Linked DNA regions of Homo sapiens: region 2 is linked to region 1. Evidence: chromatin loops called from intact Hi-C (ENCODE). Cell type or tissue: PC-9. All regions are shown on one strand.

Evidence for each region. A loop is a pair of places that touch in the nucleus more often than their neighbours do. Peaks named below come from ENCODE experiments on the same cell type or tissue, not always from the same donor. Only the 100,000 strongest peaks of a DNase experiment are listed, where the experiment ranks them.
Region 2: a loop joins it to region 1, with 5 times the contacts of the local background. A loop is called at or near these places in 2 of 110 quality-filtered maps.

Annotation. Positions count from the first base shown.
Region 1 is chr12:58,307,178-58,315,177 of GRCh38, forward strand. No RefSeq gene overlaps it. Among named protein-coding and RNA genes, the nearest start is that of LINC02403, 220 kb to the left of the region's middle. In PC-9, CTCF peaks have their summits at 3,397 and 3,596; DNase peaks (open chromatin) are centred at 3,414 and 3,794; H3K4me3 peaks cover 529 bases; H3K27ac peaks cover 2,951 bases.
Region 2 is chr12:58,420,982-58,428,981 of GRCh38, forward strand. No RefSeq gene overlaps it. Among named protein-coding and RNA genes, the nearest start is that of LINC02403, 340 kb to the left of the region's middle. RefSeq lists enhancers at 4,101-5,048, 5,053-5,132, 5,313-5,432. In PC-9, no CTCF peak of the experiment used is centred here; DNase peaks (open chromatin) are centred at 4,660 and 5,260; H3K4me3 peaks cover 2,600 bases; H3K27ac peaks cover 3,053 bases.

The DNA of each region.
Region 1 (8,000 bases):
AAAGTGGCTACATTAGACAGCAGATTTTCGATGAAGATGAAACACCCTTTTATTGAAAGAAGATGCCATCTAGGACTTTCATCACTAGAGAGGAGAAGGCAATGCCTGACTTCAAAGTGACAAAGGACAGGCTGACTCTCTTGTTAGGGACTAATGCAGCTGGTGACTTTAAGTTGAAGCCTATGTTCATTTATCATTCTGAAAATTCTAGGGCTCTTAGGAAGTATATCAAATATACTCTCCCTGAGCTTTCTGAATGGAACAACAAAGCCTGAATGATAGCCCATCTCTTGACAGCATGGTTTAATGAACATTTTAGGCCCATTGTTGAGACCTACTGTTCAGAAAAAAGATTCCTTTCAAAATGTTACTGCTCATTGACAATGCACCTAAGTTGCCCAACAGCTCTGATTGAGATATACAAGGAAATTAATGTTTTCATGCCTGCTAACACAACATCCATTCTGTAGCTCATGAACTAAGAAGTAATTCTGACTTTCAAGTCTTATTATTTAAGGGATACATTTTATAAGACTATAGCTGCCATAAACAGTGATTCCTCTAATAAATCTGGGTGGAGTAATTAAAAATCTTCTGGAAAGGATTCAGCATTTTAAATGTCAGTAAGAACATACTTCGTGATTCACGAGAGGAGGTCCAAATATCAACTTTAACAGGAGTTTGGAAGAAGCTGATTTTTAACTCTCATGGATTAATTTGATGGGTTCAGGACTACAGTGGAGGAAGTACTGCAGATGCGGAAATACAGAGCTAGAATTAAACAGAGCCCAAGCATATGACTGAATTGCTGCAATCTCATGATAAAACGAACAATTGAGGAGTCACTTCTTATGGATGAACAAAGATTTCTTGAGGTGCAATCTGCTTCTGGTGAAGATGCTGTGAACATTGTTCAAATGACCATAAAGGATTTAGAGTATTACATAAAGTTAGTTGATAAAGCAGTGGTTTGAAAGGGTTGACTCTAATTCTGAAAGAAGTTCTACTGTGGGTAAAATGCTATCAAATAGCATTGAATGCTACAGAGAAAACTTTCATGACAGGGAGAGTCAATCCATTTGGCAAACTTCATTGTCTTGTTTTAAAAAATTGCCCCAGCCACCTGAACCTTCAGCAATCCCCACCCTCATTGGTCAGCAGCCATTAACACTGAGGCAAAACTCTCCATCAGCAAAAAGATTACAACTTGCTGAAAGACTCAGATGATCATTAGCATTTTTTAGCAATACAGTATTTTAAAATTAAGGTGTGGACATTGGTTTGTGTAGACATAATGCCATTGCACACTTAATAGGCTAAAGTATAGTGTAAATGATTTTATATGCACTAGGAAACCAAAAAATTCATGTGACTTGCTTTATTGCCACATTTGCTTTATTGCAATGATCTGAAATCAAACCTGCAGTGTCTTCAAGGTATGCCTGTAGTTTAGAGCCCTAGATTTATTCATTCTACATAACTACAACTTTGTAATCTTTCACCCACCTTTTCCTATCTGTTCTTTTCTTCCCTGCCACCTCTAGTAAGCACTGTTCTACTCCATTTTTGTGTATTTGACTTAAAAAAAAATCCACATATAAAAGAGATCGTGCAGTATTTTTCTTTCTGTGTCTGGCTTATTTTTATTAACTTAACCTGTCCTCCAATTTCATCTATGTTATTACAAATAGCAGGATCTCCTTTTTAAAACCTGAATAATATTCGTTTTAAATATTTATTTATTTTTTAATTTCAATAGCTTTTGGGGTATAAGTGGATTTTGGTTACATGGATGAATTGTATAGTGGTGAATTCTGAGATTTTAGTGCACCCATCACCCGAGTAGTGTACATTGTACCTAAAGTGTATTTTTTTTAATCCTTGGAAAGCTGAATAGTATTTTAATATATACATGTATACACACCACAGTTTCTTTATCTAGTTATCCATTGGTGGGCATTTAAGTTGTTCACATATCTTGGCCTACATAAGACCTGGACTGTAGAACTCCTAGAAGAAAACACAGGAAAAAGTTCTGTGATATTAGTTTTGGCAATGATTTTTAAAATATAATACCAGAAGCACAGGCAACAAATGCAAAAATAAACAAATGGGACTACATCAAACTAAAAAGCTTCTGTCCAGCAAAAGCAACAATCAATAATATGAAAAGGCACCCTATGGACAGGGAGAAAATATTTGTGAACCATATATCTGATAAGTGGTTAATACCAAAATATACAAGTAACTCACACAGCTCAGTAACATAAAGACAATCCAATTAAAAATTAAGCAAAGGACCTGAATAGGCATTTCTTTAGAGAAGACATACAAATGGCCAAAAGGTATATGAAAAGATGACCAACATCCTTAATCATCTGGGAGATGCAAACTGGATATCACCTCACACATGTTAGGATGACTGTTACCAAATGACACGAGATAACAAGTGTTAGCAAAGGCATGGAGAAAAGGGAACCCTAGTACACTGTTGATGGAATGTAAATTGGTATGGCCATTATGGAGCACACTATGGAGGCATTAAAAAGTAAACATAGAATTACTATATGATCCAGCAATTCTACTTCTGGGTATATACCCAAAGGAAGTGAAATCAGTACCTTGTAAAGATATTTGCACTTCTGGGGCAGCATTGTTCACAACAGCCAAGACATGGATACTTTATCCCGTTTAGTATTTACCTCTGCAGTAGCATTTACACCCTTTTTACAGATGAAAGAACACTGAGTCCAAGAGAGGGGAAGTAATGTGCCCAAGGGTGCACAATGGGATTCATCTCTGTCATCACCCAGTCTGATGCCTCTTCACAAGCCTGCTCCTGCCTCTCCGTCATGCCTCACTACCTCACCACCCCACACAAACAGCCTCAAGAGGTTAAGGAACCAACCCGTCTCAGAATTATCTGACAGTTGAATGAAGAATTCTGACTTTGGCCTCTATCTACTTTTAAAGACTGTGTTGGTTATTATGTGCTAACTGAAAGCAATATTCGACTATTATTTTTAATGGTAGATTAAAATAGAGGATGGAAATAAATAAGAAGTAAACACTTTGGTAAATTTTGCTTGCCAACATTTATTCTGAGCTGAGAATTTCACGCGCAATTGATGTCTAATAATATACACATTCAAAAGAAATAAATGAAATAAGGAATAAATGAAAAGAGCAAAATGCGCATTTAACCCTGCCCAGCCATTCTTTTGGACACCGGTGGTGCGGATGCAAATATGGATCTACATGTTTCAGTGGAGTTACATTTAGGGTTCACTTATTATTTAATTTAGTATATATTAGAATTGAGCACATATTTCATAAATCACATTACATAAACATGTGAGGCTAGGACCCCTGTATGACTCATCATTGTAGTTACTAGAATGCCCAGCAGAGAACCTTGCAGGCTTGTATAATAATGAGTGAAGAAGAATGCATCTTCAACTTTCTAAATCCTGGCTCAGTTTTTTTGTTACATTTAGTTATACATGCGGTGTAAAGGAGACATTTGAGATAATTATCAAAAAATAAATAATAATTGTTTCTACTCCCAATTTTTTGTAACATCTACATTATTAAAGCAAAAAATTATTTCAGGTTTTTAGTTTTTAATAGAAGAAAATGTTCTTAGGGTTCTGCTTTGGTTTTATTTAGTCATTGTGAAAATTGCCTCATGTTTACTTTGTGTAGATGTCCCAGATAATTGTGAATATTTCTTTAACCAGGTCATCTGGCCAGTGGTAATGTTGAGTCATAAGGAGAGGTCATGAAAGTTAAAGAATGCTGAGTCATTGTCTTTTTTGCAATCCAGTGAATATGTTCTTAAGGATTATTATTATTTTTTGAACCTATGTTGAAAGCAGTAATATAAGACCTCTAGCTATTTCTTGCTCTGAATCATGTTTGGCAAAGCCAGACATTGTGAGGATAAACACTATGCTCTATTTGTGGCTTTCAGTTCTCATCTGAAAAATTATTGAGGATTCCAGTCACGGCACATCCCAGAGCAGAAATTGTCAGACACACTGTTGTCAATGTGCCAAATATTCCTAGGAAGTCTGCAAGTTTTTTATGCCGGAAAATTACATTGTGAAGAACAAATTCATCTTTTTTTTTCCTACGGTGGACAATAGTTGAATTGAACCAAGAGAATCTTGTCAGGGATTTCTTGATAAAGGGCTGCACTGCTTCCACATCTAGGCTTAACCCCTTGGAGAACATCCTTGATAGATTTATGCAGAAAATGCAGGCATGCTAATGAGGTGAAACTGCAAGACACACTCAATAGAAACACAATGAATTCTTGAGCTAATTGCTACCAGTCTGACTTAAGTAAGTTAAGTGAGAAGCATGGTAGGTGCTCTTCTACCCTGAAAATCCTGTTTGCTCTTCCGAAAAATGCCAAAGTCACGAGATTACAATTTTTTTAAAGCCCCAGCAGTGTGTCTCAAAACAGGAGGGAGAGTTCTAATTGGAATAATTTTTTCTTTTAAAATAATTTTATTTCAGGTGCCATGTTAATGACTTTCCAGTAGTAAAATCCCAAAACAATGAATAAAATTTCAGTAAGATTATTCTAACTCTATCCCCTTTTGCATGAAAAAGTGGAAAACATTCTATGGAAGAAAGTAATAGTTAAGCACAGTAATTTGTTATGCAGCAAGAAAAAAACCAATGCAACCTACTGTAGACCAAATTTTTTTTCTTGCTAAAGAAAAAATTATTTGATGATACTTATTAAAGCATGGGTAAGGCAGACTTTAATCAGGACCATCATGATTGGTATAGGGACCATAGCAATGGGATTTTACAGACAGGGAGAGAGACTGGGCTTAACTCTGAATACAGGATGGGCAAGTGGGAATTTATAGCCAAGAAGCAGAGTGGGGAGTTGTTGGATGGTAAATTTCTTTCTTTCTTTCTTTTTTTTTTTTTTTTTGAGATGGAGTCTCACTCTGTCACCTAGGCTGGAATACAGTGGTGGGATCTCAGCTCACTGCAGCGTCTGCCTCCTGGGTTCAAGCAATTCTCCTGCCTCAGCCTCCCAAGTAGCTGAGACTACAGGTGTGCGCCACCATGCCCAGCTAATTTTTGTATTTTTAGTAGAGACGGGGTTTCACCATGTTGGTCAGGATGGTCTTGATCTCCTGACCTCGTGATCCACCTGCCTCGGCCTCCCAAAATGCTGGGATTACAGGCATGAGCCACTGTGCCCGGCCAGTTGGATGGTAAATTTCTAAGAGGTAACACCAGGAGTAGGGGAGATTCTGGCTAACCTCACCTAATAGGATTTTGGCTAAAGACAGGCCAGGTTGACCAGAAACCACCTGGGGGATAGTGGAGGATAAGGAACCTTGATCAGACATGGAGGGTGTCAGATACTGAGGGTGAGGAGTTCTTGCTAAAACTGGATTTTATGAGGAAGTTCATAGATGGGCCTACGAGAAGATTGAGAAACCCAACTAAGGTTTGGTGAAGCAAAAAAATCCTACTCAATCTACAGCATATTAATTCTCTGCCCTTAGTAACAAGTATAATAAATTTGTTACTTGTCTTGGGAGGATTAAGTGTCAAAGGGGCTGACTGAATTTTTAAATTTTCAATAAATATTTTGCATTTATGTAGTCATAGTTTAAGGCTACTCATTTGAATGCCGAATAGATATTTCAGAGTCATTCAAATAACTGATGGCCATTGTGAACCCCAAATATCTAAAACAGGTATCAGTCAATTTAGAAAGTTTATTTTGCCACGGTTAGGGGCACACCAATGACACAGCCTCAGGACGTCCTGTTGATATGTGCCCAAGGAGGTTGGGGTACAGCTTGCTTTTATACATTTTAAAGAGACATAATACATCAATCATTATGTGTATGATTTACACTGGTTTGATTTGGAAGAGTGGGACAACTCAAAGAGTAGGGGCAGGGCATCCGGGTCACAGGTAGATTTAAACATACTCTGCTTTCAATTTCAATTTCAATTGGTTAAAAGAGTTATTATCAGTTGAAAGGAATGTCTGGGTTTTATCATGTGGATGAAGCCTCTAAGTAGAGAGAAGACTGTAAATATTTCTTATCAGACTTAAGATTTGTGTTGATGTTAGTGGTGGAGGGGTATGATAACGCATGTCCAACTCCTACATCCTGACATGGCCTGACCAGTCTTTTGGATTAAATTTTATGGTACCATGACTGAGGAGGGAGTCCATTCAGACGGTTGTGGAGGGCCTTTGAATTTTATTTTTGGTTTACACCATCAATGCATTTGTGACATTCATAGGAGGCATGGAATCTGTAAGGGACAAAGTTTGGGTAGGCCAGCATTTTGTTGAGGAAGGAAAGTTTTTAAGTGATGCGTAGCAGTTGTAATGGGAATCCAGAAACAACCACACAGGAAAGGACATTTAAATACCATCACTTGGCCTGAAAACAATTCTTTTCTCCACTTAACATTCACCATCCTAGAAGGCATTCTTGGAGTGTTCTGAGTCACAGGGAGCCTCTTGGACAATTAGGTCATGTTTCCCTAATGTAAGAATATGTTTAAGAACATACAGGAACAGAAATAATAAGAGTATTAGATTTAGAATTACTGAATGCTTTATATAAGAAAGAGGAGAATTTGAACTAAAACAGCACAGTCATTAAGATCAGTGATTTTTGGAGAGCTAAGATTGAACCATGAGAGAAGTTTTTTTAATGTACATTATAACATCATTTTAAGACAGTTAAAATATCAGCTAAAACATTTTAAGTCTTTGGAAAGGATTCATACTAATATAATTTATAACACTAATGGGAGTTTTATTATCCATTATGAAATTATTTGACACCGTTACCAATCTAAAGGCAGGAAAAGGTTACTTCTGAAATATAATTAACCTGTTTTCACTTGGGAAGAATAGGAAGTTAAAAATAGAGTTATGATCTTCATCTGTATCTTTGGGCAGATTCCCCTCATGAATGAATGGAAATTTCATAGAACAATGGAGGCTGCCACATTACTAATTTTCTAGTAGAGCTGTTCAAATATAGATGGTCTGAAGTTCTCTTTTAATAGAGCATACATAATAGAATCTAGAGTCCATGTCTAATTTGAAAGTTATTCTTTTGACTCAACTTCATTAAGGGTATTCAGGGTATTGGCTTAAAGAGAGGGCATAGAGCAAATACTTGACAAACACTTCCTGGGTACAATGACAACAGACAGTGAGGAGAAAGTGGATAGGGTGGCTGCTTCCAATTCATCTCCACAGATCTTGAAATTGGGAGTTTCCTGACACTCTTCAATTTCTACCCTAAGGCCACAGAGATCTTTTAAAAATCCCAATTATTAAATGGAAGCTCAGACTTTTTTGTTAAAGTTCACATCAAGTGCGCATGTCTGGCCTGTCAACATCTGTCCCCTGTTGGGCCCTCTGGCCTCAGCTCCCCCTGCAGCTGCACTCAGTCTTTGGTCATCCCTCTGGCCATTTCCAGACGTCTGCCTCCAGGCCTTCTCAGTGTTGTTGCCTCTGGCTCCAGCGAACCACATTTTTCGTCAGAGCGTGGTTGGTTCAGTTGACCCTATAGGATTGACTCCTGTAGGAAGCCTACCCAGAGTGTCAGTCTAATTGAAACATCTTGTTCTGTCTGTGCTACCCTTTCCAGCGGTACTTAGGCTGTGAGTAATTGACTCATGAACTGCTTTCCTTATTAGATAGTGATTTCCCTGAGAGCAGGATTACTCACTCAACTTTGTGTCCCTGAGACTAGTGTGCCTGATGCTATCCTAAAAGACTTATATTAATTTCATAATTCTTAAAATACCCTAGTGAGGCAGGTATTTAATCTCCATTATATCAGTGAGGAAACTGAGGCTCAGAGAGGTTAAGCAACTTACTCAAGGCCACAGAGCCAGTAACAGGTAGAGCTAAGATATGAACACCCAGGCAGCCTGGCTTCAGAGCCTGTTCCCTAATCTTATGCTCTACTGCCTTACTA
Region 2 (8,000 bases), 110 kb after region 1:
GGAAGGACTGCAATTCTTTCAATGTCTAAATCCCCAAATCTAAGATTCATTTATGTATTATGAGCTTGCGGTTTAGCTTCATCTCTGCTGTAGGTGTACAGTACCTTCATTAACATAAATATTATAGCAGCATAAGCTCTATTGCCTTATTTAGTAGATGTTTTGTACGTTGTGTGTGCAGAATTGACATCATCCCAAATGCTATCAATGTCAAAATGACAGAAAAGGATGTAGAGCGTCCTAAAAATGGACACAATGAGTACCATTCGCTGTGTATTAGTTAGGTGTTGGTTGTAACAGAGACAAGATAGCAGTGGCTTAAATAAGACAGATATTTCTGTCCCATATAATCTTGGGGACAGGCTGGAGGCCGGGACTGACAGGTAGGACAATTAGCAGTCATTGCCACCATCTAAAATGGTCATTTATATTCCACTTAAAGGAGATGTTCATTCATTGTGCTGAATCAACACGAGTTAGTGTACAATGTATGGCCAGGTTTCCTGGTTCATGGTGGTGCAAGCTAAAATCACATAAAAAAATGAAAGCAAACAACAAATAAAACAACATATACCGGCATTAATAAGTTTGTTTGCTGCTGCTTATCTGTTTTCCTACCACACTAAATAAATTGTGAACTTATAAAATGCATGGTGATGAGTTAATTAATAAAGCTCAATAACACACAGGGCCAAATTAGCACTCTTAGGCTAAATGGGGCTCAAAGCAGTAATTACTAGAAATTTTTGAGTTGTGATAAAACCACTGACATATATAAACCTTTGAATTGTGTTATTAATCATATCATATGATAATTTTTAAAACCTACACATTCTATCATAAGTAGAATAAAACCTGTGAAAAGTTTTCAAGTGCAAAATTTAAATTTTGTTAATGATTTATTTAAAAAATACAAAATGTACATTTTAGGATTATTCTAGATGTAATTAAGGGTATAAACAGAATCTAAATATTTAAGATCAAATCTGTATAACAAATTAAACTAAGATTTTAAATCCCATCTATGACCAATGATTAGCAATGATCAGAATGATAGAGAATTTTAAAAAAGTGATTCACGGGCTCTACCCTTGGAGATTCTGATTTTGTGGATCTGGTGTAAGGCTTAGGAATGTAACTGCCCAGTGGGTTCACCTTGCCCGCTGCCCAGGCAGAGCCAATTTACCAAGACAGGGGAATTGCAATGGAGAAAGAGTAATTCATGCAAAGCCAGCTGTGTATGGGAGATCAGAGTTTTATCATTACTGCAGTCAGTCTCCCCAAGCATTGAGGATCAGAGTTTTTAAGGATAATTTGGCAGGTAGGGGCTCCGGAAGTGGGGAGTGCTGATTGGTTAGGTGGCAAATGGAATTATAGTGGGGTTGAAGTGAGTTTTTCTTGCTGTCTTCTGTTCCTGGGTGGGATCACAGAATTGGTTGAGCCAGATTATCAGTTTGGGTGGTGTCAGCTGATCCACTGAGCACAGGGTCTGCAAAATATCTCAAGCACTGATCTTAGGTTTTACAATAGTGATGTTATCCCCAGGAGCAATCTGGGGAGGTTCAGACCCTTGCTGCCTGGCCCCTAAACCGTAGTTTCCAATCTTGTAGCTAATTTGTTAGTCTTACAAAGGCAGACTGGTCCGCAGGCAAAACGGGGGTCTTTTTGGAAAAGGACTATTAACACTTTTGTTTCAGAGTCAAACTATAAACTAACTTCCTTCCCAAGGTTAATTTGGTGGACACCCAGGAATGAACAAGGACAGCTTAAAGCAAGATGGAGTTGGTTAGGTCTGACTTCTTTCACTGTCATAATATCCTCAGTTATAATTTTTGCAAAGTCAGTTTCAGGAGCTTGCATTTTTAAAAAGCTTTCCACATGATAGAAATCTCTGGTATAGGTAATTTATTCAGGAGCACAAATTTACATCAGAATAATGTCTGAGATATTTGAAATATTAGATGTTCTAGAAAGTGTTTTTAGATTCTTTCCATTAAAAAAACTCTGATATTGTTAGTATTTTGGCAAATAAAGTTCTTCTTGCTATTTAATGGCATTTATGAACCTGTGGCTAAAACAGATCACTTACAGATAGTAGATTCTTGTGTGGCTACTCCCACTATTTTTATTACATGGCTACAGAGCTATCTCATTATTCAATGCAATCAAACCTTATGTCAGTAAATGGAAATATGTGGATTTTAAAATAGAGGATTTTACTCCCCACACTCAGTCTAATGAAGCTAGCAGTTTAAAAATCCAAAAATTATAAAGTGAAATGCTCCTTCCTCTTCGGATGATATTCCTGAACTCCAATAGACAGTGTTGGGCCCAAGGTCGTTGTCCACCCAGTGGTTTGATGAAAAAATCACTGACATAAGGCAGATTGATTAGTTGGAGAAAAGACACACAAATTTATTTAATGTGTATGCATGGGAGCCTTCAGAATGAAGACCCAACCTCGCAATGAGGTACAGAAACTTGCAGAAAGAATGGGGGGTTGGATGGACAGAACAGGTTACAGGAAAGGGAGAAGAGGAATTCTACTAACCAGCAATAAATGATTACTAGGGAGAAGGACTGGATCCAGGGAAACAGAAATTAACTTGCAAATATTTCTGTTTGAAATTTAAATGATCCTTGGAGACAGTCATTATCTTATTGAAAAAAGGGGTTTGTTCAGGTGTAGTTTCATTCTTGGTCATCTTTTCTGTAATGGCCACAGAGGGGAACAAGAAAAATTGTTCTCCTTGGAGGTCTGGATCTTAGGCAGATAAAGGAACTTCAATGTCTAGGAGAGGTCATAGAGACCTTGAAGGTTTCTTCAGTGCAGCATGTCAAAAATGCCATATTTGGGGGTATTGTTTCTGAGCCCCAACAATAGCCTTTGTAGGAGAACAGAATATGCCACCCTAAAATATGCCTTTTTGGCATAAGGGTTATTTTGAACTAATTATTTTGAGAAATGGCAGACACATGAGAAACTCTGAAAACAGAGTTAAAGCTACCCTTTTTGCGAGGGAAATTAACATCTATACAAAAAATCTCAATTTGTAAAGCTATCTCTCTGTCTGTCTGTCTCTCTCTCTCTCTCTCTCTCTCTCTCCCTGCCCCCCAACCCCTAGCCAAGAAGAGATGTATGATTATAAATCATTTAAGACTCTTATCAATGGAGAAGGCACCCACTTAAATCTGCATAACAAACTTTTCTCTTATTTACTATGCTTTTCCCATACCATTCTTTCTTTCTTTCAGTGGTAGATTGTCTGTAAACCCAAGTCTAAACCATCTCTTTGAGATTTAGTGATTTCTCTAGATAGCTCCCATGTATACATGAGGTTACATGTTAATAAAATTGTGTGTTCTTTTCTTATCAATCTGTCTTTTGTTATAAGGGCCCATTCAACTAAAAACTATGAAAGTAAAGAGAAAATCCTTTTTCCTGTCCTACACCTTAAATAGGGAACATATGACTAAAAATATTCAGTCAAAAAGAATTTTTCTGAATTGATGCTGAGTTTCTGTCAAGAAAATTTGTGGATACCATACAAGGGAAAAAATGGGAACATAAAATTCTCACTTTCTGGTGCATAAAGCAGTGGGTTCATTTGTTAATATGGCTTTTAGTTTCATTATCAAAATTTGAACTTTTATGGTACATTAGCTGAGCTATTTCTAACATTCTTCTGAAAATGAGAAGATTCATGTCAAAAATTGGCTGTGACATATTTCTAATAAACAAATGGATAAGTGACTATCAGCTGCCTCTGCAATTCCTACTGACTTGAAAACTGCTTACTTTGAACCATTCAGGATAATTCTAGAAAGTTATAATGATTTTCTGGGAACATGCAAATAATGAAAGTCTGAGAAGTGATTACATTACCATAGTTTTACTCTGGAACTTGGCATAATGAAACTGAAACTTTTGTCAACAGTTAAAAATATTTGAGATTCGCTGAAGCAATCTAGTGCTAATGTCTGGAGTTGACTTTATAATTGAGACAATATGAGCCCTACTGAATGCAGTTATTGTGATAGAAAGCTAATCTAAAGAAAGTAGGAACACAATAGACTGCACACATTCTCAACCAGTTTCAATTTGGTATTTCAGTTTTAACAGTAAAGGTATCAGACTGCTGAATATTTTATTGTTGTGTAACCACCAAGGATACTGTGTAGACAGGTAAGATATTTTAATTTTCCCTCCTCTGGTGAATACAAGACCCATCAATGTCAGGAGTGGCACAGTGCAGCTATAAAGTAATATTTTCTTTTGCATTCCAACAGCAGAAAACATCTCTGGCTGCCAACAGTATCTGTATTTAAATTCTTCAGAATCACAGTTTCTTGTTCTTGCAAAGGACACACATTAGGGCCTGAATGGCCTTTGAAACTCATCTTATTTGTATTTGAGTGAGGGCTAAATTATATATCTTTTCCACACTAGGAAGAAAGAAAGTGGATTAAAGAAGAAAGATAGCTGTTTGAAATGCACAATGCCTTTACTAGGAACTAAAGGAATTGCATTCAATGGAAGCTGAATTTCAGACTAGTAAATGTGTTGGTAATCCTCTCTTTGTTTACTGAAAATGAATCACTTCTCAGTTTCTGAAAGGAAACAAAGAAATGTGCCCTGTGTTTGCAAAGGCTATAAATCCTCTAGTTGAGGCCATTTCAAGCTCACTGAGACTGCTGGTAAGGTTGAGTCATGCTTTCAAGAATGCATGGTGCAGTTTCAAAAAGAAAAAACAAAATGTGTTCCGAGTCAGCAGCGTTGCTGAGCAAACTGATGGTGAGTTTTCTGGAGAATCAGCCTTCAGCTCTGTGCCCACAGTCAGGTCACCCATTTATTCCTCAGAGTCAAATGGCAAATGTGTTCGTGCTGGTAAAGGTCAGTCAACACATTCAACTCTTACCCTTGGAGAGAAAGCTGGAAACCATCTTGGACACTTCTCATTGGCTTAGGAATGTCAGCTGAACTTGGAAACCTGCCCAGACTGTATTTTGCCATGACTGGCAGAGATAGGGTCTCCCACCAACTTCTCAGAACCACACTTGCAAAGATTAACTCTTTTGCACAGGAAACACCAACTTTCTATCTGGCCACATTGCTGCCTGAGACATGGCTTCTATTCTGAAGAGCTGCCAAGAGGGAGACTCTGTATGGCTGAATAGGAACAGCTCTGGTCTGCAGTTCCCAGTGAAATCAACACAGAAGGCCTGTGATTTCTGCATTTCCAACTGAGTGTAAACAAAGCTGCCAGGAAGTTCGAACTGGGCGGAGCCCACCGCAGCTCCACAAAGCCTCTGTAGCCACACTGCCTCTCTAGATTCCTCCTCTCTGGGCAGGGCATCTCTGAAAGAAAGGCAGCAGCCCCAGTCAGGGGCTTATAGATAAAACTCCCATCTCCCTGGGACAGAACACCTGGGGAAAGGGGCGGCTGTGGGCACAGCTTCAGCAGACTTAAACATTCCTGCCCATTGGCTCTAAAGAAAGCAGAGGATCTCTCAGCACAGCCCTTGAGCTCTGCTAAGGGACAGACTGCCTCCTCAAGTGGGTCCCTGACCCCCATGCCTCCTGACTGGGAGACATCTCCCAGCAGGGGTCGACAGACATCTCATACAGGAGAGCTCCAGCTGGCATCTTGTGGGTGCCCCTCTGGGGGACGAAGCTTCCAGAGGAAGGAACAGGCAGCAATCTTTGCTGTTTGGCAGCCTCTGCTAGTGATACCCAGGCAAACAGGGTCTGGAGTGGACCTCCAGCAAACTCCAGCAGACCTGTATCAGAGGGGCCTGTTAGAAGGAAAATTAACAAATAGAAAGGAATAGCATAAACATAAAGAAAAAGGACGTCCACACGGAAACCCCATCTGAAGGTCACTAACATGAAAAACCAAAGGTAGATAAAACCACGAAGATGAGGAAAAACCAGCACAAAAAGGGTGAAAATTCCAAAAAGCAGAACGCCTCTTCTCCTCCAAAGGATCACAACTCCTCACCAGCAAGGGGACAAAACTGGATGGAGAATGAGTCTGATGAATTGACAGAAGTAGGCTTCAGAAGGTGGGTAATAACAAATTCCTCCGAGCTAAAGGAGCATGTTCTAACCCAATGCAAAGAAGCTAAGAACCTTGAAAAAAGGTTAGAGGAATTGCTAACTAGAATAACCAGTTTAGAGAAAACATAAATGACCTGAAGGAGCTGAAAAACACAGCACAAGAACTTCGTGAAGCATACAAAGTATCAATAGCTGAATCAGTGAAGTGGGTGAAAGGATATCAGAGATTGAAGTTCAACTTAATGAAATAAAGTGTGAAGACAAGAATAGAGAAAAAAGAATAAAAAGGAATGAAGAAAGCCTCCAAGAAATATGGGACTTTGTGAAAAGACCAAACCTATGTTTGATTGGTGTACCTGAAAGTGACAAGGAGAATGGAACCAAGTTGGAAAGCACTCTTCAGGATATTATCCAGGAGAACTTCCCCAACCTAGGAAGACAGGCCAACATCCAAATTCAGGAAATACAGAGAACACCACAAGGATATTCCTTGAGAAGGGCAACCCAAAGACACATAATAGTCAGATTTGCCAAGTTTGAAATGAAGGAAAAAATATTAAGGGCAGCCAGAGAAAGGTCGGGTTACCACAAAAGGAAGCTCATCAGACTAACAGTGGATCTCTCTGCAGAAACCTAACAAGCTAGAAGAGAGTGGGGGCCAATATTCAACATTCTTATATAAAAGAATTTTTCAAGCCAGAATTTCATATCCAGCCAAACTAAGCTTCATAAGTGAAGGAGAAATGAAATCCTTTACAGACAGGCAAATGCTGAAAGATGTTGTCACCATCAGGCCTGCCTTACAAGAGCTCCTCTTGAAGGAAGCACTAAATATGCAAAGGAAAAACCCATACCAGCCACTGCAAAAACATACCAAATTGTAAAGATCATCAACACTATGAAGAAACTGCATCAACTAATGGGCAAAATAACCAGGTAGCATCATAATGACAGGATCAAATTCACACATAACAATATTACCCTTAAATGTGAATGGGCTAAATGCCCCAATTAAAAGACACAGACTGGCAAATTGGATAAAGAGTCAAGACCCATTGGTGTGCTGTATTCAGGAGACCCATCTCAAGTGCAAAGACACACATAGGATCAAAATAAAGGGATGGAGAAATATTTACCAAGCAAATGGAAAGCAAAAGAAAAAAAAACAGGAGTTTCAATCCTAGTCTCCGATAAGACAGACGTTAAATCAACAAAGATCAAAAAGACAAAGAAGGGCATTACATAATGGTAAAGGGATGAATTCAACAAGAAGAGCTAACTATCCTAAATATATATGTACCCAATACAGGAGCACCCAGATTTATAAAGCAAGTTCTTAGAGACCTACAAAGAGACTTAGACTCCCACACAATAATAGTGGGAGACTTTAACACCCCACTGTCAATAATAGAGCAACGAGACAGAAAATTAACAAGGATATTCAGGACTTGAACTCAGTTCTGGATCAAGCGGACCTGATAGACATCTATGGAACTCTCCACCCCAGATCAACAGAATATATATTCTTCTCAGTACAACATTGCACTTATTCTAAAATTGACCACATAAATGGAAATAAAACACTCCTCAGCAATGCAAAAGAATGTAAATAATAACAAACAGTCTCTCAGACCACAGTGCAATCAAATTAGAACTCAAGATTAAGAAACTCACTCAAAACCACACAACTACATGGAAACTGAATAACCTGCTCCTGAATGACTACTGGGTAAATAACAAAATTAAGGCAGAGATAAATAAGTTCTTTGAAACCAATGAGAACAAAGACACAACGTACCAGAATTTCTGGGACACATTTAAAGCAGTGTTTAGAAGGAAATTTATAGCACTAAATGCCCACAGGAGAAAGCAGGAAAGATCTAATTAAAAAAACTAGAGAAGCAAGAGCAAACAATTTCAAAATCTAGCAGAAGACAAG